2 separate regions of the Homo sapiens genome follow, and region 1 is linked to region 2. Evidence: read pairs that join two places in POLR2A ChIA-PET (ENCODE). Cell type or tissue: A673. All regions are shown on one strand. Links, peaks and the distances in the headings refer to the core of each region. The heading gives the core; the rest is flanking DNA. Region 1 overlaps LINC01954 (long intergenic non-protein coding RNA 1954). Region 2 has its middle 32 kb from the start of KCNF1.

Evidence for each region. Peaks named below come from ENCODE experiments on the same cell type or tissue, not always from the same donor. Only the 100,000 strongest peaks of a DNase experiment are listed, where the experiment ranks them.
Region 1: POLR2A ChIA-PET joins it to region 2 with 13 read pairs; 2 of 35 experiments call an interaction of 5 or more read pairs at or near these places.

Annotation. Positions count from the first base shown.
Region 1 is chr2:10,880,844-10,892,259 of GRCh38, reverse strand. It overlaps LINC01954 (long intergenic non-protein coding RNA 1954), which reads right to left. Exons shown (of 2, transcript NR_110575.1): 2 at 7,142-7,426. Among named protein-coding and RNA genes, the nearest start is that of LINC01954, 8.3 kb to the right of the region's middle. In A673, for the core only: no CTCF peak of the experiment used is centred there; a DNase peak (open chromatin) is centred at 7,559; H3K4me3 peaks cover 598 bases; H3K27ac peaks cover 4,293 bases.
Region 2 is chr2:10,935,974-10,951,629 of GRCh38, reverse strand. No RefSeq gene overlaps it. Among named protein-coding and RNA genes, the nearest start is that of KCNF1, 32 kb to the right of the region's middle. RefSeq lists an enhancer at 14,907-15,656. In A673, for the core only: no CTCF peak of the experiment used is centred there; no DNase peak of the experiment used is centred there.

The DNA.
Region 1 (11,416 bases), core at 3,417-11,416, 59 kb after region 2:
TTCTTTCTTGCTCAAGAATCAGCAGAGGGGTATCATGGGAGATGAACATGACAGTGCCCTGAGCAGGCAGACCAGGTTCTGGATATGGCTGTTTGATTAAGCTGCTGCGTAATCTTAAGCAAGTCATGAAACCTCTCCAGACTTCAGATTTTTTATCTGTACTCTTAGACTAGATGAACTAGCACGGCCTTCTTTGCTCTAAAATGCTGACTGTCTGTTAAATGCTCCACAATGGAATGGTTTCCTTTTGGGTTGCTGAGTCAGGTGGAGCAGTTTTAGCCCCAGTTTTCCTCTCATTTGCTGTGTGACTTTAGGTAAATCGCCCGTCCTCTCTGAGCTTCTTTTCTCTAATCTTTAAAATGTGAATGTTAACAGTACTTACTTCACAGCGCACTTTCAAGGATCAGAGACAACTCTGGAAGGACCACGTACATGTATTGTCACACAGTTTGCAGGTGACAGAGGAAGTGCCCATTAGCACTGTGTGGTGCATGTTTGGGGCCATCTGAGATGCCCTGTTTCCATCTGCACTGACTCTCCAAGGCCGAGGATCGTACTGATTCCAAGGGAAATCTGGGAGCAAGGCTGTGTGCACAATTTTATATTCTGTGCCCAGAACAAAGGCTCCTGGCAGAGGAGCTGAGTGGGAGCTGAAACCCAGCCCGCGTGCCCCTTGCCAAGCCATGCTCCCTGGAGCAGAGCTGCATCTGTCTACGGGAGGGGGCACCATTTTGCTTACCCAAAAGGGCCATCTGCACACCACACCAAGTGCCTGTGGGATGACATCCAGGTGGGAACTGGGCAGACAGGAGGTGCCTTCTCCTAATTTGTATAAAGTTTCTCTATGGGCTAGTGGCAGCCGAGCTCCTGAACACTGAAACAACTCCTGAAGTTCACATTCATGGCCTCAGCTGGCCACTTTAATCCTGGGTCTGGGAATCAAGTCCTTACCTGGATAGCCTTCCTGGTGCCTGCCCACCTGAGCGTGTGCCTGGGTCAGCTCACCTCCCCAGCCTCTTAGAGCACGACCCATTATGATGCTCTTTCCTCTCTGGCTGGACCTCCCTGCTGAGAACGTATGGACCAGCATTCCCTCTGGACACTATTCAGTCTGGCAGACAGCACCTCCTTTCCCCAGAGTCGCCGACCTGTCTCGTCTGCCCTGCTTAGGTCACTAACTCACTCTTTCAAAAAGGACTGATGTAGGGCATCACCTCTTCTTCATCCAGCATGTCACAGGGCAGGCAAGAGGACCTTGTCACAGAGGTGTTGCCTGTTAGGTCCTCTGGAAGCAGATGTGAGGAGGCACTCACTGTGCCAGAGGGTTATCAGGGGTAGACACCGGTGAACAGGAGGACCAGCAGGCAGGACTGAGCAGACAAGGAACCCAAGCTGCACTGCAGGCCCAGCAAAGCCTCGTCAGCCCCCTGGGGAGCTCTGGAGTGGATTTGTCTAGCAGAACTGGGCCACGATGGCTGAGTTGAAGCCCTTGCCTTGATCACTCATTGAAAGTGGACAATCCTGGGAAGGGCCCTTCCCTGCCCAGCCTGGGCTGAAGTCACCCTCTGAAGCCCCAGCAAGCCCTGAAGGAGCGGACATTGGCAGCAACAAGCTCTTACTAAAAGGGGACCTGGGTGGGGCATCTCTACTTGATGTCGAGTAGATAGTCTACTAAAAATTTTTTTTAAAAAAATTCCCCCACAGGAGCTGAGGAATTGCCTGCATCCCTCCTCTTTTTAAAGAAGATTTATCTCACCCGGCTTTTGAGCCAAGTAAAGGCAATTGCAACAACGCTGATTTCCTCGTAGGGCTTTCAAATTGCAGGTCTGCACCTCAGAGTTAGGAATGGTAAGTACTGACTTGGCAAAGACTGTCCCATGTGAAATGGGGAGGATTCCTCAGGAGGGGCTGCAAGAAGGGTGGTTTCCATCTGAGCACTGGCTCTCACCAGGTGCCAAGCAGGAGAGTGTGGCAGGTCACAGCCCACACCTGTCAGCTCAATGGTTTAGAAAACTCGTGAGATCAACTTCATGCATTCAAAATATCCACTGGTGAATGGCAGGGATCCATGGTTACAGGTGTAACAAGCTGATCAGCGTTTCCAAAATAGAGCCACAACATATGGAGATGGAATCTGTCCTGATTTGCCCCTCCGGATTTGCCCAGCCTCCGGCGTGGGGCCATTTGTTGGATGGCAGCCAGAGCACCCACCTGCTCCAGCCTCCAGCATGCCTTCCCCAGCTGGGCAACGCGGATGGGCACCGCTGACTCATAGGCTGCCTAGGCTGCAGCAGCATGGTCCACATGTGCAGCTGGCCCCAGACTGTACCGTACAGACTTGCCTCTAGCACAGAGGCTGCTTGAGCTGAGCCCACCTGCCTGGGAACGGCTGGCAGCTCCTACAGCAGAACATGACCTGGCTCCTCCTACAGCTTCTGGTCTCAAATGGAACACAGTGCATGGTTCTGGTTTCCCCAGAGGCACTCAGTGATTCAACATAGCCTCATGGAGAAGTTACCAACCATGAGGGTGAGCTTTAACCAGTGAGAGCCAGGAGAGCAGAAGGGGCTGGCTGATGAATTTCCTGCCCTTCCAGCACATCTCCCACCACCACCCTAATGGGTTGTTCTGTAATGCAGTGGTTCAGATGGCTTCCCCAGTGACATCCATGTGACTGTGAAGTCAGCTCCATCTTTCTTAGGGAGCTGTGGCCGGCCCAGCCGTGCATTGCTTTGTGTTTGCTTTCCCCCTTTTCTGGACTCACTTCCCTTTCACCTCACCCTTACTTCTCTGGAATTGCAAACCCACCCTGATCCTCTTCCAAAAAATGCCTTGCCTCTTGTGCTATTCCTAGAGAAAGCTAAAGCCTTCATCTCATAAATGTACATAGCCAAGGAAAACATGGTGCATAATCTATGACGGCATCTGTAGAGTCTTCCTGTCTTTAACGATATAATTTGAGACAGCACAAGTTTTTCTTATGTCCTCAGGCTGTGTTGCAATTAGTGACTGATATGATTTGGCTCTGTTTCCCCGCCCAAATCTCACCTTGAATTGTACTCCCATAATTCCCACGTGTTGTGGGAGGGAGCCGGTGGGAGGTAATTTGAATCATGGGGGCGGTTTCCCCCATTCTATTCTCATGGTAGTAAACAAGTCTCACGAGATCTGATGGTTTTATCAGGGGTTTCCGTTTTTGCATCTTCCTCATTTTCTCTTGCCATCACCATGTAAGAAGTGCCTTTTGCTTTCCGCCATGATTCTGAGGCCTCTCCAGCCATGTGGAACTGTAAGTCCCATTAAACCTCTTTTTCTTCCCAGTCTCAGGTACGTCTTTATCAGCAGTGTGAAAATGGACTAATACAGTGATTACACAGTTGACTTACGCTCAGCGGCATGACAGGTTACAGGTCCATTGGTGGCATCACAAATCTCATTATGAACAGTGTGTTATGGGTTCAATTGTGCTTCTCCTCAAATATATGTTGAAGTCTTAACTCCTGGTACCCCTACTTGGAAATAGGGTCTTTGCAGGTGTAATCAAGTTCAGATAAATTATGAATTGTGTTGGACCCTAATTCAATACAACAGATGTACTTGTAAGGCTCGTGTCTCTATTTCCACCCAAACCTCTCAAGGCAGGAGAATGGAGGATTCTTCTCTGGGAAAATGTATGACATCTCGTGTCAGTTCCTCCCCTTATTTTGCCCAAGTTATTTAACCACTCTGAGTCTGTATATAAATCTACAAACTGGATATAAGGATGTTGTGAGTGCAAAAGAAACCATGAATGTGAAAATTCTTCAGAAACCAAAAGGCATGGTGCAGTGTTCATCGTTACTGCTATCACTGTGGCCAGCCAACCCATCTGTGTATGAACAACTTTGGCTTCTTTCAAAATTGAAAGAAAGGCCAGGCACGGTGGCTCATGCCTGTAATCCCAACACCTTGGGAGCCTGAGGTGGGCGGATCACCTGAGGTCAGGAGTTCGAGACCAGCCTGGCCAACATGGCGAAACCCTGTCTCTACTAAAAATACAAAAATTATCTGGGCATGGTGGCATGTGCCTGTAATTCCAGCTACTCGGGAGGCTAAGGCAGGAGAATCGTTTGAATTCAGGAGGGGGAGGTTGCAGGGAGCCAAGATTACGCCACTGGACTCCAGCCTGGGCGACAAGAGAGAAACTTGGTCTCATTAAAAAAAAAAAAAAAAAATTGAAAGAAAAACTCTGATGCCATGTGCAACTATGTCCTTTAAGACCACAACCTTCTCAGGAATTCACTTATCACTGAATATCTAATTGGTTGCAAAGCTCCCTAAAATAATTTATCATAAACAGAGCCTCTAAAGTTCTCTGTCCCTTGTTTTGCTTTATATGAAATAACTATGAAGATAAAAGCAACTGTTAACAGACAACCTCTTCCTACCTACAGAAGATTCTCTCGTGTCAAGGGGAGCACAGTAAAATATTCTCAGATGAGGCATTCATGTGTGGGGTTATGGGCCCATTATTGAACAAAGTAAGTGTTTGCAGCTCACCAGGCATCTGTCAGTGTGCTTGCTGAAATCAAACATGTAAACCCAGACGCATTCGCCCAGACAAACACCACCTGCCTCTGCATTTTAGAAGATCACTTTTTAATCCCTCCAAGTCAGAAATTTTCTTCCTAGACACCAACTGCTTCTTGAGGAACAGTTTTTGGGAGAAGAGTGGAATCCCACTCTCATCTCAGCCCAGTACTTTGGCAGGTGCTAATTACATCCTGGATCAGAGAGAAACTTCTGCACACTTCAGCATTGGGGGAGGTGGCAATTGCAGCTCAGCAGGCAATGAGTGGATGAGAAATTGCTAAAAAGCCTTTCTGGCCAAACATGGGGGCTGGGGAGGTGTGGGTCATGGGCTGTTTCCCTTGGAAGGAAGGGAGCCATTGCTGTAGCTCCCCACTGTCAGCAAATAGACGGGCTCTCCTCGTGTCTCCAGAGCCCCTAGGACCATCCAGGCCATTGGAGGAAGCCCCCAGACTTGCCAGCTTTCCAACTGTCAATAAGCTACTTCTTTCTTCTCCGTCCACCAGAAGAGTGACATCTGTTGAATGGTCAGAGTGCATGATCCCCAGTTGGCCATTCTGAAAACAGAAGGTCATTTCATAGATTTGTGGTGGTACTGCTGGGCCTGACAGGTTGGGCTGCCTTGACCTATCCCACGTAGTGTGCAGACGCTGAGATTTCTCTGCAGAAGTATTTATGTGTTTGATTCCAGGGTGTTGCCTGGATCTCTAGAGTTGCTGGAGGTGTCGTGCAATGTACAGAATATAGATGATATTACTTTTTAAAATATTTTTGGGAAAAACACTGATTCCAAAATACATCTGGCCCTGAGGAATTGTCAACTTGTACTTGGTGGTATTTGAGACCTGCCTTGACCATCTCACCTAGACTCAGAGGAACACTTCCCAGGCAAACAAGAGCACAGCCTGGGCGTTTGCCTGATGCCCTCCGCATTAGCTGTTCCTCCCATAAAGTTGCTCATGGAGAAGGATAAAGTGAACACATCTGGCTGTACCTCTCATTTGCTGCATCATTTCCCCATTGAGGACTCAGTTTCCCCATCTTCAAATGAGAAGTTCTACTTTCTAACATCTAGTCCTTGTGTGCCGTTGAGTCCCAAAGCACCAACTGTGAAACTCAGTGTTATGGACTGAAGTTTCTGTCCCCCCAGAATTCATATACTGAAGCTCTAACACCTAATACAGCTGTAGTTGGTGATGGGGCCTCTAGGAAGTAATTAAGGTTAAATGAGGTCATACACGTGTGCCCTTATAAGAGACACCAAGGCAGGCACAGTGGCTCATGCCTGTAATCCCAGCACTTTGGGAGGCCAAGGTGGGTGGATCACTTGAGGCTGGAGTTTGAGACCAGTCTGGCCAACATAGTGAAACCCCATCTCTAATAAAAATACAAAAATTAGCTGGGTGTGGTAGTGTGTATCTGTCATCCCAGCTACTCAGGAGGCTGAGGCAGGAGAATCACTTTAACCTGGGAGGTGGAGGTTGCAGTGCACTGAGATTGCACCACTGCACTCCAGCATGGGTAACAGAGTGAGACTCCGTCTCAAAAAAAAAAAAAAAAAAAAAAAAAAAGAGACACCAGAGAGCTCAACCTCTTTCTGTGCACATGCATGGAGGAAAAGCTGTGAGCATGTGGGGCACAGAGAACGAGACCCGAGGATATGGTGCCTGGCATGCTGGGCACTTCTGAATGTGAGGAAATTGGAAGCTTTAGAAGGTGCCTCACAGCCAAGGACTTTCTAATCTTCTCTTGCTTCTTGCCCACCTCTCCCCACCCCTGTCCCAGCATAGAAGGGGCACTCTGGAATTTCGTTATCTGATTTTGGAAATCAGATTAAGCACAGGGAGAAGATTAACCACAGGGAGAAGATTAATCACAGGGAGAAGAGGAGAGACCAGGAGTCTTCACCACTCCCCGAGAGAATTTCATCTACTCTTCTGAGGGCAGCTGGAGACATCACCTGGGAGACTCTATCTGCATAATTAGACAACCTTTGTGCACAGTGAAGTTCCACCCCTCACCTTCCCACCACGTCCTCCAGAGCAGAGGGGAACTTTGTCCCAGGACATTGTTCTTTGGGCTCATGCGTTTACTGAAAGTCATTTACTGCCCCTCGCAATTGCCTACAACCCCATTTCCCTCTCCCTTATGAGGAGGGTATTTAAGCCTCAGGCGCCTGGTGCTCCTTTGAATCTCATATTTTCTGTGGCCTTGTGCTTATGCACATTAGCAACTTTGAATGCCTTTCTTCCTCCTATTAGTCTGCATATTGTCAGTTTGTTCAAACCTTCAGAGGAAAAGTTTGAACTTCCCTACAGGACACAGAAGAATGGCAGCCATCTGCAAGCAAGAAAGAGAGGCCTCACTGGAAACCAAATCATCCAGAACATTGACCTTGAACTTCCAGCCTCCAGAACTGTGAGAAAATACATTTCTGTTGTTTTAAGACACACAGTCTATGGTATTTTGTGATGGCAGTCCAGGCTGACTGATACGCACAGTGTGTTTGCCTTTCTAAGAAAAAAAAAATCCACAAAGTGCTGGTGAGATTTTAATTAAAAACCACAACAAATAAAATCTGAACTTGGATTTTAATTGTAAAGGATTAATCTGTATTCCATGGCTAGAGGAAAATGAAATTCAAGTTTTAGGAAAATCTAAGCAGCTAAACCCTTGAGTTGGACAACAGTTGGACCAGAGTCACTGCCCGATGCCAGGACTGGATGTGAGGGATGGTTTCCCAGCAGCACTAGTGTGAGACCATGGCCGAGAGGGAGACCAGGATCAGACTGAGATACAGAGGACTCCTCCCATCACACTTCAGCTCAGGACCCCAGGATGTTTTCTGTGGACCTTCCTGAAATTAAGAAGTGGATTTGCCGTTAACACAGAAACAGCAGAAAGAAAAAAGAGGATATACGTATCTCAGTTACAATGGAGGAGAGATTCACTGCAAGCAGCAGAGCCTGGTTTTGTATGCTGCCCTGACGGCTTCAGAAACCCCACTCCTCCCACTGCGTGGTTCAACCACCCACTGATTTTTTCTTGTTCTCAGGGGCCCTGCCTTTTCCTGTCCTTGAATAAATGTTTGCAGGAACAGCTATCCTCCCATGCAAATGCACACCTCTTTTTCTACAGGCAGCCAGAGAGAAAATCTTGAGTTTGGGGTTAGAATAATATGTCATCTGAGCTGATTCTCTAAAGGATTCCATTACAAAAAGTCCCCTAAATGATAATTGCGGACTTTGTCCTGTTATCAACCACCCCCACCACCCCCCAAGCAGCTGGGCTTAAAATTGCCTGCTGACTGATTCCCTGGGGTTTTCTGTGTAACTCTTCCATCTCCAGTAACATTGCACATGTGTACACATGTGTGCATACACACGCATGCACCCTAAACCCACAAATATTTATTGAATGCTTGTGTAAGACAGTGAAGGCCTTGTGGAAAGTGTACAGTGTGATACCTGCCCTCAAGCAATGATGATCCTGTTGGAGAGTGTGTAAATCTATGAAAAAACAATTTGCAAAGCAAGAGTTAAATATTACCAGCCCCAAGGGAAGAGAGGACAGCTTAATCTTTAATAAAGCTGTCACCTCTGACCCACTGGGTTCTCACAACAGCTCCGAGAAATGCTCATGGCAAAGGCTGCAGAGTGATGAGGGAAGGACCGGAGGGGTTAAGCCATGTGGATTCGCAACACAGAAGGAAGATTGGCCTCGCCAAGCCATCAGCAGGAATGAACAACAACCAAGCGCCGTCTCATTTGCAGTCTTGGCAGCTTGTCTGTACCAAATAAACAACTTAACAAAGAGACCTTGATTTTGATAGTTTGAAAATGGGAGCGGGGTTGATTTACCCAGCGTCTGGCTTTTGCAAAAATCATGCCATTTGAGCTTTCGAGCACTCTGTTCCCCCATCTCCTGGGGTAAATTGACTTTTAAATGAACACAGTTAAATACCCAAGTCTCTGTAACCAGGACAAAGGCTAAAAAGTGCACCTCCTTCCTACACAAGCCACATCAATTTCAGAAAGCACTTTCTCTCGGACCATAGTACATAGCCCTTTCCAGCCCCAGCCAGCAGAACAGAGCCCGTAGAGCCAAAGCCTGGGGTCAGCAGGCTCAGGGGCTGAGGAGGTGGGACAGGAGCTTCTGATTTAGAGGAGGGGAATGTTGAGAGAACCATTTCCCCACCTGCTGCTGTCATCTCCTCTCCTTCCCACTTACTCTTGCACACATAAAGGGAAAAGGATTGAGTTCTTAGAGCAGCGGGTTCCAGTCGGCGGCCTGGGGACTCTTGGGGGGCTGTTGGCAGGACTCTCATGTGCAGGATGCTGATCACTCTATCCGATCATCCATCTACCTGCCCACTCCCTTGTCGCCCCACCAGACATCAGATAAGTCCCCTGCCCCAACCCATGCGTGCTGTGCTATGCTGGATGCTGCTGAGAAGACAGACATGAATCTGATAAGGTCCCTGCTGTCAAGGCCACAGAGTTGCCTGTGGAAAACATAAGGCCTGCTCACTGGTCTGAAGCACTGTGCAGTTAGACAGATCCAGGTTCAAATCTTAACTCTACCATACAATAGCTTTGTTTCCTGGGGCCTCAGATTCCTCATTGGCCAACGTCCCAGTCAAGTAAGTGAAACTGAAATGACCCTCCCTGAGCACACAGTAGATACTCAATAAATGTTAATCCCCATTCTCCTTCCCAGGAGAGGATTAAACGATTACCTAAGACTGGCCTACAGGACTGAAAATGGAGATTAAGACAGAGCAAAGCATGACAGAATTGGGAAAGACATTTTCTGCCTCACCTAAGAATTTTATTCTATTATGGAAAGGAAGCTGCTGGCCCACTCCTGCCCAAAGCATTGTAGTGTAGCCTCCCTCTTCTCCCGATGTCATAACCATGTGTTCCTAGCACCTAGACACATGGTGGACATTAGTGGGTATTTCATTAAATGAGGTTCTCCTGGTGTTTCCCAAGTCAAAAGCAGCTCTGTACCCTGCATTGCTGTGTTCCCATCTCAGCAATCCTGTGCATTATTTTGTTTTGGAAAGATCCAAAAACAAGAGAGAAATAAACTTCTATCACGCAGACAACCCAGGGAGGGAGTGATCTGTTATGAGGGAACTCAGTTTCTGCTAGGCCTTGTGTTCAAAGTTATATGCAGTTTCCAGCTTAGTTTTCCTAATGATGATGGAAGAGATGACAACTATTCCAGGTTTACAGAGAAGAAAAATAAGTTCAGAAAGGTGACATGATGACAGACTCCCAGGCCAGTGCTCCTGTTCCACAGCTGTTCCACAGCTGCCTTTTCTGATGGCTGTGAGTTGTGGGGTGAAAGTCCTGGGGAGGGGAGCGGTTCTCTAATTCCAGCTACTCGGGTGGCTGAGGCAGGAGAATCGCTTGAACCCAGGAGGTGGAGGTTGCGGTGAGCGGAGATCGCACCACTGCACTCCAGCCTGGGCAACAAGAGCGAAACTCAGTCTCAAAAAAAAAAAAAAAAAAAAAAGTTAAGATCCATAAGATCCAGCCATTCTACTCCTAGAGGAAAAAATATAGATGTCCATGTCAGGGAGGGGAACAACACACACTGGGCCTGTTGTGGGGGCAGGAGGAGGGAGAGCCTTAGGACAAATAGCTAATGCATGCGGGTCTTAAAACCTAGATGACGGGTTGATAGGTGCAGCAAACCACCATGGCACATGTTTACCTGTGTAACAAACCTGCACATCCTGCACATGTATCCTGGAACTTAAAATTAAATTAAATTAAATGTTAACAATGTATAGATAGATGTCCATGTAAAGACTTCTGCATAGATGTTCAGAAGAGCTGTATTTGTAATAGACCCAAGTTGGAAACAGCCCAGATGTCCTTCAGCAGGTGAAAGAATGAACACACTGGCATATCCACACCAGGGAATACCACTCGGCAAGGAAAAAGAGGGAATGGCGGACACAGTCAACAACATGGATCACACTCAGAGGTATAATCTAAGTGAAAGAGGTCAGATACAAAAGGCTGTTGTATGATTGCCTTTATGTGCCACTCAGAAAAAGGCAAAACCATTAAGGACAGAAATCTAAGCCACTGTTGCCAGGAGCTGGGGATGGGAAGAGTGATTGAGTTCAAACGGGATGAGAGTGATCGCTTGGGGGTGATGAAAATATTCTGTCTGGATTGTGGATTGTGGTGGTGTTGACACAACTCTATACATTTTGCAAATCTTACAAAACTGTCCAACTAAACTTCACAGTATGCAAATTACACCTCAACAAACCTGACTTTAAAATTTTTTAAGTATTATCATTACCATATTCAGTGATGGTTTCCTCCTTTTTTTTTTTTTTAGCAAAAGCTTATCACTAAAATGAGAGAAAAAGAGCACTATATATACCAATTTCTGCTGATTAATCCATGACTAAATGCCATATTTTTGTATGGAGGGCTATAAATAAAGATTTCTATCACACACACGGTGCATGCGTGCACTGTACCTGATGAGGAACTTTTAGAGCCCCTGCCTCTATGACAGTCGCTGGCACAGAATGGAGATGAGGAAAGTGGCTGTTATCATGCTCATGATGCTGTTTCTCATGCTCGTGTCACTCGCCACAGCCACAGACACATGCGGAAGGCCGGCAGGGCCAGTATTATCATTGCTTCTGTTTTATAAATGTGAAAATGAAGTGAAAGATCTTACCAAAGGTCACACGGCAGGTCCATGGCAAACCCTGAACTTGAATCCATGTCTTTATACCACAGACAAAGTCATACATTTCCATTCATCTTCTCTCCAAAAGCAAGGAAGTGAAAGCCAGGCGGGAGGCGGG
Region 2 (15,656 bases), core at 3,353-11,352:
TCAAGTGGGCACTCACAAAGCCAGGGCCTGAGCAAGGGCAATCTGGGCACCCACACCAAAGAAGAGCAAAGGACCCATCCACATGTCCAGGGGACCACACAAGCCTCCACGCTCCCAGACACACACACAATCACACCCACAACCCACATCTCAGAGGAAGAGCAGTCAGAGATGGGGGATGCCTGGAAGTCTGAGCACTTACCCAAAAGACAATGAATTGCCCTGAGGAAACCAGGCTAGAAGAGACTGAGATGCCGCTTCTTGGCAAATAAAGTTTCTTTATCCTGGTATCCAGTACAGGGAGGCTCCTGAGGAGGGAGATTCCATGGCAGCTGACTGGCTGAGTGCAGTATGACTGGGACACATTGCCTTGTTCCCATCTCCCCTGCTGCGGTGGCATTTCACCAACCCAGTCCAGGTGGCAGCAGTGCCCACCCCTCACTCCTCACTTACCCAGCAGACACCATGTGAGACCCTGGCCAAGTGCGGTAGGGAGGCAGAGACACAGATAGGGCCTCAACCTCTGGGAGCTCATGGTCTAGTACAGAAAACAAGACTCCAACTATGTTGGGGTCTTTTCCAAAGAGCAACCATAGGTAATCTGCTCCTCTGAGAGGGGTGATATAGAAGAGAGGATTGTTCATGTGGGAGACAGTTTTGTGGGACAGAATAGTCGGGAAGGGTTTCCTGGAAGAGGATGGATCTCTGAGGTTAGATGTTGTGTTAGTCCATTCTCACACTGCTATAAAGAACTACCTAAGCCTGTAATCCTAGCACTTTGGGAGGCCGAGGCGGGCGGATCACAAAGTCAGGAGATCAAGACCATCCTGGCTAACATGGTGAAACCCAGTCTCTGCTAAAAACACACACACACACACACACACACACACACACAAAATTAGCCAGGCGTGGTGGCGGGCACCTGTAGTCCCAGCTGCTTGCGAGGCTGAGGCAGGAGAATGGCGTGAACTTGGGAGGCAGAGCTTGCAGTGAGCCGAGATCGCGCCACTGTACTCCAGCCTGGGTGACACAGCGAGACTCTGTTGCAAAAAAAAAAAAAAAACAAAACAAACAAAAAAAAAAAAAAACAACTACCAGAGACTGAGTAATTTATGAAGAAAAGAGATTTAATTGACTTACAGATCTGCATGGCTGGAGAGGCCTCAAGAAACTTAAAATTACGGCAGAAAACGAAGAGGAAGCAAAGCACATCCTACATGGCAGGAGAAAGAGGGAGTGAGTAGGAACACACATTTAAACCACCAGATCTCATGAGAACTCACTATCATGAGAACAGCATGGGGGAAACCACCCCCATGATCCAATCACCTCCCACCAGGTTCCTCTCCTGACACATGGGGATTACAATTCAAGATGAGATTTGGGTGGGGACACAGAACCAAACCATATTAGATCTTGAATTTAGATAGTTGAAAGAAGAGAGGGAGGGCATTTTATGTGTTCATCCATCCATCCAACCATCCATCCATCCATCCATCCACCCACTCACCCATCTACCCAAACATCCATCCATCCATATATACATCCACCCACCCACACTCATCTATCCATCCATACAGACATTCACCCACTCACCCACCCATCCATTTCTCCACTTATCCATCCATCCACCCATCCCTTTACCCATCCATCCATCCATCCACCCAGCCACCCAGCCACCCAAACGTATACCTATCCATCCATTCATCCATTCACTTATCCATCCATCCATCCATCCATCCACCCAGCCATCCAGCCAATGTTATTTGTGCAGTGTTTATGAGCCAAGCACAAACTAGGGGGATTCATGAGATATTTAAGGTTCTACATTGCAATTCCATTTTCAGACACCATCTCTGAGCCCACTGGCTAAAGTGGTCATTTGAATAGACTTGGTCACTTCATGTTGTAATCTATTAGCACTTTTACTACATTTTTTCTTTTTGGCTAGGTCATAATAAAAGCTGTGTGTATTTGAGGCAGGAGCCAATCTGGGAATTTTAAAATCACTTTCCCCTGGTCTTGACAAGCTGATCTCTGCTTCTAATAGAAGGGACATAAGCTTAGGCAAGGCAGAAGTAGCGGAGGAGTCCTTGAAAGATCTATTTCACCTGGAAAATCACATGATATAGTTTTACATTTTAAACAAATCAAATGCAAGGTCTTCCTTTCCAGGTGGGTGCACTGGTTCTCATGATGCTCCTGTGTAGGGAGGGTGTGAGCAGTGGGGCCAGGCAGGCCTGAGCGGAAGCCCAGCTCTGCCACTCACCATGGGGCAGCCTTGGGCATGTCTGCCTGGACCCTGGTTTCCTCACTTACAGAGTGTGGGCACTTCTACCTTCCTGGAGGAACTCAGGCAAGCACTAAGAGAGAGCCTGCCCAGCCCATCCATCTGCCCCAGGTCCTCCAGGCTCAGAAGTTATCACTAAGCCTGGGCCATTCCACTGAGCCAGAGTCATGGACCTCGAGGTCATTGAGAGCCAGCTCTGGAAGCCGGAACCCAAACAGCAATGAAAGTTGCCCAAAGTCCCACAATGAGTTGATCCACCGGGAACAGGAGGAGGCCCCGCCGCCAGCCTCTGTGTTATACTTGGCATCTCGTCCAGGTTTATCGGAGAGGAGATCACACGTCCCTTCCCCAGCCCTCCCAACTCCTCCAGCCAAGACAGGTGCCACCATCTACCCCAGCCCCAGTGTGCTCTGAGTGTGCCGGATGGCCCCTTACCTGTAGCCATGCCATGCCCAAGCCTCTTCCTTCTCACAACAACCCAAAGAAGACTCTTGGGGGCTGGCATTGCCCGTTGACCAGAGACCTCACTCCTCTCAGCAGAGCAGCCCAATCCCTTGCCCTCCCCGGTTCCCACCTCGTTTCCTCTCCCGGTGTCCTCCCCACCAACTCCACACCAGGCACCCCAACACATCCTCAAAGGCCGCATGCGAATGATGTCCCCTTCTGCCCTTGATACAGTCAGCCTCACCCTTGTTCTTGTCACCACTGGCAGGTCTGTAGGGGGCTGCACACCCTTGACAGCCCCCCTGAATCCCTGCCATGGCCCCTAACTGGTCTCCTGTTGTCCATTTCTCCTCTCCCAGGCCATTAGTGCCCTATCTTCAGAGTTTTCCTTTTCGGCAATTATCTGACTTGTCCATTCCTGCTTTAGACAATCCAGTAACTCCTGGCAGCTGTCAGGACAAGGCTCATACTCCAGGAGTGAGGCCCCAGGCCTTCAGGGCATGGCCCCTGCTGATGTGGCTCCGCACTAGGCCCCGTCCTCAGATGCACTCCCTTCGTCCTCTGCTTGACGGGTCCCCTGTGGTTCACCTCTAACGTCTCCATGTCAGCAAAGCTGCCCCTCTATGCCCAACCCCACCACCACCATCTAGTAGTTCACATGAGCATGAAGCCACATAGCTATGAATGAAGTGCAGTAATGAAGGCGAGTTGTTATCACTGTTGAACGGATGAGAGAAAAGAGTCTCAAAGAGAGGGATGTGCTTGGTCATGGCAAAGAGGGAGGCATGCTTGGTCACACAGAGAATGTGCAGCAGAGTCCTGGGCCTCCGCTCCAGAATTTAAAACTGTCCCCAGCAGTCCCAGGGGCTTGGTGTTGATTTCTGCTGGAAATAGTTAGAAAGGCTGGCTGCAGTAATTACCGTGTCTTCTGCTCTCTGAGGGGCTGCTATCTTTGGCAAGCTAATTACTAATAAGGTTTGCTCACCAGCCAGTGTAATCACCAGAGAAAACCATCTTTAAGGACTTATTCTGCCCAATTTGAGGTTTGATCTTGCAGCTGCAGTGTTCCGAGAGGCTCGGTTCTGTGACAGGGGCGTCAGTGCAGAGGACCTCCTGGGCTGGCTAGGCCTCTCCGTGCCTGCAAAGCAGCCCCCCGCTGCCCACTCCTCCCCAGGGACCTTCCCAACCTCTAACGGCAGCTTCCCTGTCTGCCGTCCAGGCTTAAATCCCAACTCTGCCAAGAATCTGGGGTTAATTTCTTGACATGAAGGTGAGGACAGTAATCCATGCCCTAGAGGGTGTTGTGAGAACAAGTGAGGCAGTGGCTGCAGAGGAGGTAGTGTGGGGCTGGGCACCCAGTAGCCCCCAGCCAGGGGTCCCCCTGCCACCCGCTTCCCATGGGAGACCACAGCTCAGCTGGGTCCCTTCCCTTCTTGGCTTGCAGACCAGGAGTATTGTCTGCTCCCCATAAAACCATATGTGCCCAGGAAAATCTGGAATGATGTTCCCCAACACGAGAGCGATGATTCATTGTCTCTGTGTGGTTAGATTTACATTTTTATTTGAACCTTTATGAATTATTTTCATTTTGTGTAATAAGCATGTGTCATGCTTATGATCAGAAAGAACAAGCTCAGGAAGTTTTTTCTGAGCGAGGTGCCCAGTACCCCTGCTTCCTCATACCAAGGGACCTGCAGGAAGGACACCGGGGCAGGCTGGGCTCCTCCTTTGCACTCACGGCGGAGAGAAATGACACACACATGTGTCGGAGGTGGGGGTTCCCAGCTGCCTGCCTACGGCCGGCTTCTGTCATTTGTACTGAAGCATGTTCTGCTCTTCCTGGCTCATTTGAGTGCTGAGAGCTGAACTCAGGCTGCTGGGCCGTGCCTCCATGTGATCAGTCACAGGAGTTCGGTGCAGTCATTAAATACTTTCCTTGTCAAAATCTCAGAAGCAAATGGAGATGACTGGCTTTTTGTAATATATACATATTTCCTCCTCCAAATCAGTTCCATTGATCTAACAGTTGGTGTTATTCTTTTTTAGTTGCGACTGCAAATCATAAATATGGATTTAAGAATTTTCTTTTAAAGGCTTAGAAATATTTCTCTGTCTCCAAAGTTCCTGAGGTAAGAAAGGCCAGTTGTCTGCTCACGGGACGTTGCCTCTGGTCAGGGCTCAGAGGAAAGAGATGCAGATGGGCCAGGTTCTGGGGCTGCGCACACTCTGCTCTGATTGTCTTCTTACCTGGGACCACCCCCTTGCTCTCTGGGCCTCCGTGGCACCCCCATTTGCAAGAAAAGCAGTGAGGCTCAATGAGCTTTCAGGCCCAGCACCTGGCCCAAGCCTCACGGCTGTGGCTGTGGCTGTGAGGAAGGCTGCCCAGTTGGCCCTGCCCAGCCAAGAGACCAGCAGGGCACATACCCACAGATCCTAACCCCGAAGGGTAGAGGGCATGGTGGGCACCCCAGGGGGCTTCAGGGTCAGTGCTATAAGGTTTAAGTGAGTCTTTCTGTGCTTCCAGTAGGCTGTAGGAAACTCTCTGTGCCTCAGTTTCCTCATCTGCAAAGCAAGGGTTATGGAAATAATACTGAGGTAAGAGGCAGGACTCAACTCTAGAGGCAGGGCTAGGACACCGGACCAGATTGAGGACTAGCTAAAACAGGTACCAGGGCAGAGGCAGCTTTCAATCAGACATGCCCACGAGTGTGCCATGTCAATTCACTGTTGCCATGGCGACACCTGGGCTTTACCGCCCCTTTCCATAGCAATATGATCCAATGATTACTACCCCTTCCCTAACAATTTCTGCATAACCCCTTAATATGCATGCAAGTAAAAGTGAGTACAAATATAACTGCAAAACTCCCCAAGCTGCTACTCTCTGCCTACGGGGTAGCCCTGCTCTGCAGGAGCAGTCACGGGGCTGTAACACTGCCTCTTCAATAAAGCTGTTTCCTTCTACCCCTGGCTTGCCCTTGAATTCTTTCCTGGGCAAAGCCAAGAACCCAGCAGGCTAAGCTCCACTTTAGGGTTCCCTGCCCTGTAGCAATCCTGCCTGAGGAGGTTGCTGTCAGGACCATGGGGTTTATGCCAGTCACTTACAGAGGTGCCTGGTGTCCCTGAGTGTGAGCTGTTTTCATCAGGAGACTGACTGTGGCGGGGGACCCAGTGCACCAGCTGCAAGAAAGCCCATTCCTTCAGCTGTCTTCTCTGCCCTTCTCAACCTCCCGCTTCACACTGTGTTATTTCCTAAAATGTTTTTGAATCAAATCTTTTATTGAGGCACTGTTCACAATAGCAAAGGCTTGGAACCAACCCAAATGCCCATCAATGATAGACTGGATAAAGAAAATGTGGCACATATACACCACGGAATACTATGCAGCCATAAAAAAGGATGAGCTCATGTCATTTGCAGGGACATGGATGAAGCTGGAAACCATCATTCTCAGCAAACTAACGCAGGAACAGAAAACCAAACACCACATGTTCTCACTCATAAGTGGGAGTTGAACAATGAGAACACATGGACACAAGGAGGGGAACATCACATACGAGGGCCTGTCGGGAGTGGGGAGCTAGGGGAGAGATAGCATTAGGAGAAATACCTAATGTAGATGAAGGGGGTTGATGGGTGCAGCAAACCACCATGGCACGTGTATACCTATGTAACAAACCTGCATGTTCTGCACATGGATCCCAGAACATATATATGAAAGTATAAAAAAAATCCATGTCAATACATTACCTTTAGAAATGTTGACAAGGCAGCACTTTCAGAGGATGTACCCAGAGGGAGGAGCCCTCCCTCACTGCTGCCCGTCGGCTACACTCAGGACTGAGCAACCTCACTCCCTGCACCCTGGGGGGCTGGCTTTCTTTCAGACAGAAGTGCAAGGTCTGAACCAGGAGCCCCTGCCCGGGCGCCTGACCTGCCTCTGCACCCTCACACCAGCCTAGCCTGGAAGCCTGATCTCTCTCATAGCTGGGATGCTGGGTCCCCAGATCCATGTGGGGCCCTCTTCAGCTTGTCCCTGTCAGTTCTCCTTGGGCTTGGGGTACCTGAGGCTGGTGTTGGCAGCCCGAAGGGAATCCAATGTCCTTTGGGCCACCTCCAGCTAGATGGAGTCTTTTGTTCCCCATAACTTGTCAGTCAGATGAGCAGAGCCCACAGGTGTTTCTGGAGAGCAGGCAGTGGAGTCCTGGAGGACAGCAGGGGAGAGGGCAGGGAAGGGGCCAGGAGGAAGGGGCACAGTGACTATGCACCTCTTCTGGCCGGGACAGGAAGCCTGTGTTACCTCTAGTCCACACCAGTCCTGGAGGGAGGCATTACTTCCCAGCTCAGGGAGGTAAGCAATCCATCCAGTGTAACAGAATGAATGGTGAGAGTGGGAATCAAGGTCAGCCTGGTCCCGAAGCCTTTGTTCTTTGCACCAGACTGTTTTTTCCAATAGCTCAGAGAAGGTTATTTCAAAGGACCAAGTACTCAGCTCCACGCTGGGGCTTTGTTTAGTAGCAGGAAGCTTTGTGGGGTCACCGGTCAGGCAACTGGCAATTTGTAGGACAGTCTTTATTTCAAATGATCTGTCTTGTTGTCATAATTCATGGAGGTGTCTTGGAAAGCTCAATCTTTGAGCACCCAGACTTCCAGAGTCCCTCCTGCACCCATAAGTCACAGAAGTTTATCACCAACCCAAGAACTCCAGATTTTGGCTTAGTTCTGAGCATCCCGAGAGTAAAGGATCTGTTTTTCATCTCGACACCCTCCCTTGAATGGAGCAGGCATCCCACACATCCAGTGATTCTCTCCCACCTTTCTAAGGGCATGGGGCAGGTCTTGTGCCTTATTTATCTTGAAATCTCTGCACCCAAGGCAGATTAACTAGGGTGCGCTCGAACCTTATGGATGACCATGCAATGAGCCTTGGACTCGCCCAACTGCAGAGTGGGTGATAAAGGCTGGATCCCAGGAAGCAATTCCAAAAAATGAATGTCCAAGGAGGCTGCAAATCCAAGAAATGTAAAACATTTCTATCCCACGAAAGGACACGGGGCTGGAGCTAGACTTATTTTATAGGCATGTGTCCCTGTGCAACTTAAGGTTGCCAGTGTTGGGAACATGGGAAGACGGCAGTGAGGAATGTGAGCTCACCTTGCACCCCCTCCTGGCTCACTGCTCTACACTATAAGGTCAACATGTTGCTGGCAGATCCTATGGTAGCCCCACCTGATGACCCCCCACGCTTGTCAGGTAAGACAACTTAGTAGGTTGGAGTCACCCACGGGACTAGACTCCCCAAACGAGGTATAACCCTAAATTTTCTAGCCCGAAAGAGAGACTTTGCAAGCAGTCCTGGTGTAGGTGCCCAGGAATTGTCCTTCTCAGCCCTTTCCAATGACCTCTGAAATTCCAGCCCCTTCCCGATCTGAGCCCTAACTGCCAAGTCTCACCCACTGTGGGCTTGAGCCTCTCTGGCTTGTCCACTCATGGCCCCCGATCCTTCCCTTAGCCAGAGTCAGGGCCCCTGTGGGTCGGCTTTCCTGGTCCTAGGAGAGATGGCGCTGCCTAACATGCATTCATTCAACAACACTTCCTGAGCCCTTCATGCGCTCCAAGCCTTGGGCCCAGTGCTGGGAAATGAACATCTCCTTAGAACTTCCTCCTCCAATGAGCCTTCCTCCTGCCAAGGCAGGCAGGACACAAGGTCCACGCTCATGGAGACAAGGTGGGTGCCTCTCCCAGCTCAGACAAGCACCATCCCTCTGCGAAGCCTTCCCTGGCCGCGTCCTGCCCCCTCCAGCACTGTCAGCCCCCTCAGGCCCTTGCGCCCTCTCCCAGGTGGATCCCTTGTTCCTCTGAGCCTGTAACCCCTGAGAGAGGGCTGCTGCCTTATTCTTCTCCATCACCATCGCTTCGTAACGAGCCAGCCACAGAGTAAACACTCAATCAGAGTTTGCTGGATACAGGAATAAATTTTGTCACCTTCGTGTGTGTGTGTGTGTGTGTGTGTGTGTGTGTGTGTGTGTGTGCTGGCAAGGCAGGGAAGACAGTTTCGAGTCTGAAACATCTCCATGCCTTCTCTCAGATCAGGCAGCTGAGAGTGGGTTGGAGGCCGTCAGCAAGACTCAACGGAGGCTTCATCACACCATCTCCTCTTCCAGCCACCGGCCCAGCAGCCACCTCTGCCCAGGGGCCAATATGCTCTGTGATTATTTTCAACCCACAGATAAATTGCTTTGAAAGATTTATGTTTCAAATTTGCCTTGGGCCTGATGACATTTGATTAAGACCTACGCAGAGCCAGAAACCTCAGGTCTGCTGTCTCCTATAAAAATCTAGGCCACAGAGGGAGGTTTTGTGGTGGACGGGTCCCGCCAACTCAGCTATTGTTAGTAACTGCGTCTGCCATTGCGATGGCCACCAGGCGGGCCAGCTGGGGCTACAGGCCGGGGCGAGCGAGGCTGGCGATTCTTCAGCTCCCTGCCCCCTGAACACATGGCCCCCTGGGTGAGGGATATGAGGGTGGCAGGGAAGTGGGGCGCAGACAAGCCCTCTTCCAAGCTGGGGGGCTGCCAAGGCGCTAATGTGGGGGAGGGCCAGTTATAAAGGTGGAAACAGCTGGCACCAGCAGTCTCCCATGGCAGGGACAACGAGCAGGCGCCCAGCTCTGTCCTACTAGGGATGGCATGATCTCCAGGTCAGAGGTGTGGAGACCAGGCTCAAGGAACACCTGGGGTCCCCCAGCTCTCAGTGACACTAGAATACTAGCACAGATCCTGGAGCTAGAGTCAAAAATGCACACAGGTTGGGCGCGGTGGCTCACGCCCGTAATCCCTGCACTTTGGGAGGCAGAGGCAGGTGTATCACCTGAGGTCAGCAGTTCAAGACCAGCCTCACCCATATGGCGAAACCCCGTCTCTATTAAAAATACAAAAAAAATTAGCCAGGCATGGTGGTGCGTGCCTGTAATCCCAGCTACTTGGGAGGCTGAGGCAGGAGAATTGCATGAACCGGGGAGGTAGAGGTTGCAGTGAGCTGAGACTGTACCATTGCACTCCAGCCTGGGGGACAAGAGCAAAAATTCAACTAAAAAAAAAAATACGCACAGAGGACAATGCAGATTTAAGGGTGAGAATGTAGTGTGTTTTATTTCTCATAACTGCCTCCATCCTTCTCCTGGGTTTCCCTCCAACTAGGGAGTGGAAGATAAACTTGCCAATTACAGACATCTCCATTTCTTCTGGTTTAAAGCCATATCTTGGCAGTCAGCCCAGTCACTTTTGGGTAGATCCCAAGGTGGCATCTGAGTACAGAGCCCATGTCTTGCCCCACACACAGCTGAAGTAACCGAGTGGTCCCTCTGCCTGGTCCTATGATGCCCTGAAGAACAGGCAAGAAATTCTAGACCCACTCACAACTTTGGCAAAAGCTACAGGGAACAGAGTTCCCTGGGGGCTCTGGTGTCTTGACTGCTCCTTCATCACTGCTGTGCCGCCCTTTCCCACGTGGGGCTAGAGGAGCCTGCCCGTCTCTCCTGCTGCTGAGCACCTCCGTGATATATCCTGAGTTTCACATCTGTGGGGTCCAAATCCACCAGCACTGTCTTACATGTAGTGGAGACTGTTAGAATTTAGAAATCCCTTCTTTCTCCTGATGAAAACTCTAGACTCCTAGAAAGTTAACTTAAAGGTAAAGATGACTCCGAAAGGCATGGAAACCCATTGGTTCGACAGGTGGGGACAATTGAAGGAGAATAAAAGATGCATCCGTTTAGTATTTTCAAGAAAGGAAACTAAACCTGTCTGACTCGAGTCCATGCTTCCCTCTCCCTGCTCCCTCACCTGCCTGGGTGGTCCTAGAGGCAGCAGGGGCTGAAGATCCCAGGCTGAGGTGCCCACAGGCAAATGTGGCACCCTTTCTTTGGGCTGTACACAGAGTGACAATATGACGTATTATCCAAGCCCAGATGTTCTTAACAATAATACCAGAACAGTAGCCATAAATTGGGATTGTCAGAGGCAAACTGGAGCATATGACCATTCCAGCTACAAGTTACAGATGATGGACAGCAAACAGATGCAGTCTTCTCTTGCAGAGCTCATCTTGGACCCCTGGCACTTCTCCCATAAAATAGAACAGTGCCAAGCACAGCTTTGGAGTCAGCTAGACCTGGAATTGAAATCTGACTTGACCTGTGCAAGTTGCTTGATTTTTCTGAGCCAACTTTTCTTTGTGTGTAAAACAAGAATAACACTGAGCTCACAGGATTGTTGTGAGGAGAATGAAATGACGTATACAATCAGTGTTATTGTCCAAAAGAACACCAGGATGGCTACACAATAGGAAAGTTGGATTGGCAATATCAGTTAGCAAACCAGGAAGAGACAGTCTCCAGCATGGACCAAAGGTGCTCTGTCTTCAAAGAAAGGATGGGCAGGTTAGGTTTTATGCTTCACAGGCCCTGGATTACACAATAAAGTCATGGAGATTCAATAGGTTTGGGGGGAAAGTCACACATATTTATAAGGGGGTTAGGGCGCAGGCACAACAGGTAAGCATATATGTGATATGTATCCCATCTTCACTTTGGGACCAGGTTTTAGCATTAAAATGGTAGAATTTGGCTCTTTTCATTAAGAGGTAAACTACAGGACACAAAGAGAGTTTATGCACAGCTTCTATAAGCTGCTGACATCGGCTTCAGGTCTGCAGTCACTTATCAGGAAAGAATGTGTGTAAGCCTGGTCCTCTGTCCAGTTGGAGTTGTAGTGATCTGGGTTGTAAAGCAGAGTTAGGACGAGTCTGATCATTTGCCTGATGGCTCCTATTCTTAGGAGTTTAGCAAGAGTGGGGTTTTTGGGTAGCCATAGGAATTAAGGAAAGTTGCCATGCCAGTCAGTCTCTGAACCCTTGGCTCACAGGTAACTTTTGTTTTCTTAACCCCAGGGTCCATCTCAGTTGATACAGGGGCATTTATTTTGAGCTCTCAGATAACAACGTGTTGCTTGGATCATTGCAGGCACCCAATGAAGGGTAAGCAGTACCATCTCTGCTGAAGTTGTCACTCTAATAATCACGGAAACAATGACTTTCCAACATTTGCAAAGGTATGATCAATTTGTAAGATTCTTTCAAATCCATTTTCTCATTTAGTCCATCTCGTTCTGTCTCCATATTCCTTTGCAGTCATTCACTATGTTCTTCATCATCCTCTAGCGGACTTCAGCACTTCTTACTTGGTGATATGGTTTGAGTCTGCGTCCCTGCCCAAATCTCATGTCAAATTGTAATCCCCAAAGTTGGAGGAGGGGTCTGGTGGTAGATGGGGGTGGACTTCTTTCTTGCTGTTCTCATAATAGTGAGTGAGTTTTCACACAAGTTCTGGTTGCTTAAAAGTGTGTGGAACCTCCTCCTTCATTGTCTTCCTCCTGCTCTGGCCATGTAAGATGTGTCTCCTTCCTCTTCACCTTCTACCGTAATTGTAAGTTTCCTGAGGCCTCCTTGGCCATGCTTCCTATACGCCTGCAGAACTGTGAACCAATGAAACCTATTTTCTCTATAAAATCCCCAGTCTCAGGTAGTTCTTTATAGCAATGCGAGAGCTGACTAATACAGAAAATTGGTACCAGGAGTGGGGTATTGCTATAAATATACCTGAAAATGTGGAAATGACTTTGAAACTGGAGAATGGGCAGAGGTTGGAACAGTTTGGAGGGCTCAGGAGAAGACAGGAAGATGAGGGAAAGTTTGAAACTTCCTAGAGACTTGTTGAATGGTTGTGACCAAAATGCTGATAGTAATACTGACAGTGAAGTTCAGGCTGAGCAGGTCTCAGATGGGGATAAGGAACTTATTGTGAACAGGCCTAAAGGTCACTCTTGCTACACTTTAGCAAAGAGACTGGTGGCATTGTGCCCCTGCTCTGGGGATCTGTGGAACTTTAAACTCAAGAGAGATGATTTAGGGCATCTGGTAGATTAAATTTCTAAGCAGCAAAGCACTCAAAAATTACCTGGCTGCTTCATAAACCTAAACTCATATGCATAAGCAAAGAAATTACCTGAAACTGAAATTTATATTTAAAAGGGAAGCAGAATGTAAAAGTTTGAAAATTTGTAGCCTGGCCTTATGGTAGAAAAGAAAAACCCACTTTCAGGGGAGAAATTCAAGCCAGCTGCAGAAATTTGCATAAGTGAAGAGGTGTTGAGTGTTAATAGCCCAGAAAACAGGAAAAAGGCCTTGAAAGCATTTCCGAGAACTCTGTGGCAGCCCTCCCATCACAGACCCAGAGGCCTGGGAGGGAAGAATGGTTTTATGGACTGGGCCCAGGACCTTGCTGCCTGTGCAACATTGGGATATTGTTCCCTGCATCCCAGCTGCTCCAGCTCTAACCATGGCTAAAAGGTCCCCAGATATGTCTCAGGCCACTGCTCCAGAGGGTGCAAGCCATAAGCCTTGGTGGCTTCCACATGGTGTTACGACTGCATGTGTGCAGAGGACAAGAGTTGAGGCTTGGGAGCCTCTGCCTAGATTTCAGAGCATGTATGGAAATGACTGGATTTCTAGGCAGAAACTTGCTGCAGGGGCAGAGCCCTCATGGAAAACCTCTACTAGGGCAACGTGGAAAGGAAATGTGGGGTTGGAGCCCCTGCACACAGTACCCACTGAAGCAATGGCAATGGAGCTGTGAGAAGAGGGCCACCATCCTCCAGAACCCAGAATGGTAGGCCCACCAAAAGCTATACCATGCACCTAGAAAAGCCTCAGGCACTCAATGCCAGCCCATGAAATCAGTCCGGCTTGCATTAGTGTGGCCTAGATGTAAGACATGGAGTCAAAGGAGATTATTTAGAGCTGCAAGATGTAATGACTGCCATGTTGGGTTTCAGACTTTCATGGGGCCTATAGCCCCTTTGTTTTGGTCAGTTTTTCCCTTTTGGAAAGGGAATATTTGCCCAATGCCTATACCCTCATTGTATCTTGGAAATAACTAACTTGTTTTTTATTTTACAGGCTCACAGGCAGAAGGGACTTGCCTTGTCTCAGATGAGACTTTGGACTTTAGATTTTTTAGTTAATGCTGAAATGAGTTAGTATTTTCAGGGGGGCTGTTGGGAAGGCATGACTGTATTTTGAAATGTGAGAAGTACATGAGATTTGGGAGGGACCAGGAGCGGAATGATATGGTTTGGGTCTGTGTCCCCACCCAAATTTCATGTAGAATTGTAATCTCCAGTTTTGGAGGAGGGGCCTGGTGTGAGGTGATTGGATCATGGGGGCAGATTTCCCCCTTGCTGTTCTTGTGATAGTGAATGAGTTTTCATAAGATCTGATTGGTTCAAAGTGTGTAGCACTCCCCTGCCCTTCACTCTCTTCCTCCTGTTCTGGCCATGTAAGACATGCCTCCTTCTCCTTCACCTTCTGCCATGATTGTAAGTTTCCTAAGGCCTCCCCAATCATGCTTCCTGTACAGACTGCAGAACTGTGAGCCAATTAAATCTCTTTTCTTTATAAATTACCCCATCTCAGGTAGTTCTTTATAGTGACGTGAGAACAGACTAACCCACTTGGCCTTGGGGATGCCCTACTCAATTCTCCATGGCTTCTCCCACCCAACAGATGTAATTCACCACTCTGCCCCATCTTGGCCTGTTGGTGCCTAGAATAGACTTCCACCATTTCAGCCAGAGCTCTTTATGTTCCCTGCTCACCTGGGTGGCTCCCTCTCCCACTTTCTGGGCAGAGGGGGGCAGGTACTGAGTCCCATTAACCTTAGCAGCCCCACTACATAGCACATGGCCCCCTCAGCAAGCACCCAGAAAATGGTTTTAAATGGAGAAAATAAAGGAAGGAGCAAAGATGAATAAGAGAATCTACCTACCAGGAACTCCCAGGCTGGTGGAGCAGCCTGAGACAGGCACTGATAAATTCTTACAGCATCCAGCCACCTCCTTACCCCTGTCCCCCCACCCCACCAAACTGTACCCAAACAACACAAAATAAAATCTAAATTCTGGCAAAAAGAAATGTGCTTATTATCTCATCAATGCTATGCCGCGAATGGATCATCTCTATTTGATCACATGAAAACCGAGGCTCAGAGAGGTGGAGTGATTTCTCCAAGGTCACACAGCCCAACATATATTTTTCAAATGTAAACTAATGCTTCAGAGGCCTTAGGAGAGTTCGAGGAGAAAGAAACTGACGGAAAAGGGCAAAAGTGAGAGGAAGGGGCCACATCTCGGGACCCACATTTTCAGAAAGAAAATCCCAAATGTCCCGTATACATGGAACGTGGAATTCTCCCCATTTCTTGGGGTAAGCCTTCTGCTTTGGAGCCTTAAGAGGAGAGAAGGGCTCAGTTGCCATGGTTTTCTGATGGCCGGAGCTGGGAATGCACCCTGCAGCTCACAGTGATATTTGCTTGTTTTAGTTGCATCCCGTGAGTCACACTTGACCCAAGCTTTGTCATTGTTTACTTTACTCCTGAAACTGCAGCAGAGGATGGGGCCATATCCTGCCCTTTGAGATGCTGGGCTTCTTTCGTTCATTCTGCCACTGTCGCCAACAAATATGCCTGGCCTTTACTTACTCATCTACTGACTCATTCATTTGCTCAGTCACCCACTCATTCATTCCCATGTCTGCTCCCTCCGTCATTCACCCACTCCCACTCATGCGGTCCTTCCCGTAGTCACCAAAGTGTTCCCTTGTTTCTTTGTGCATTCACTCATTCACTCACTTATTCATTCTTCTTTGAGGACCTGCTACATGCAGTTGGCCTTCTCTAACAATGCGTTCTGCATGTGCGGATCCAGCCACAGGAAGGTGGAAAGGATTTGAAAAAAATAAATAAATGATAACATACAACAATAAAAAATACAAATAAAAATATAGTATAACAATGATTTGTATAAC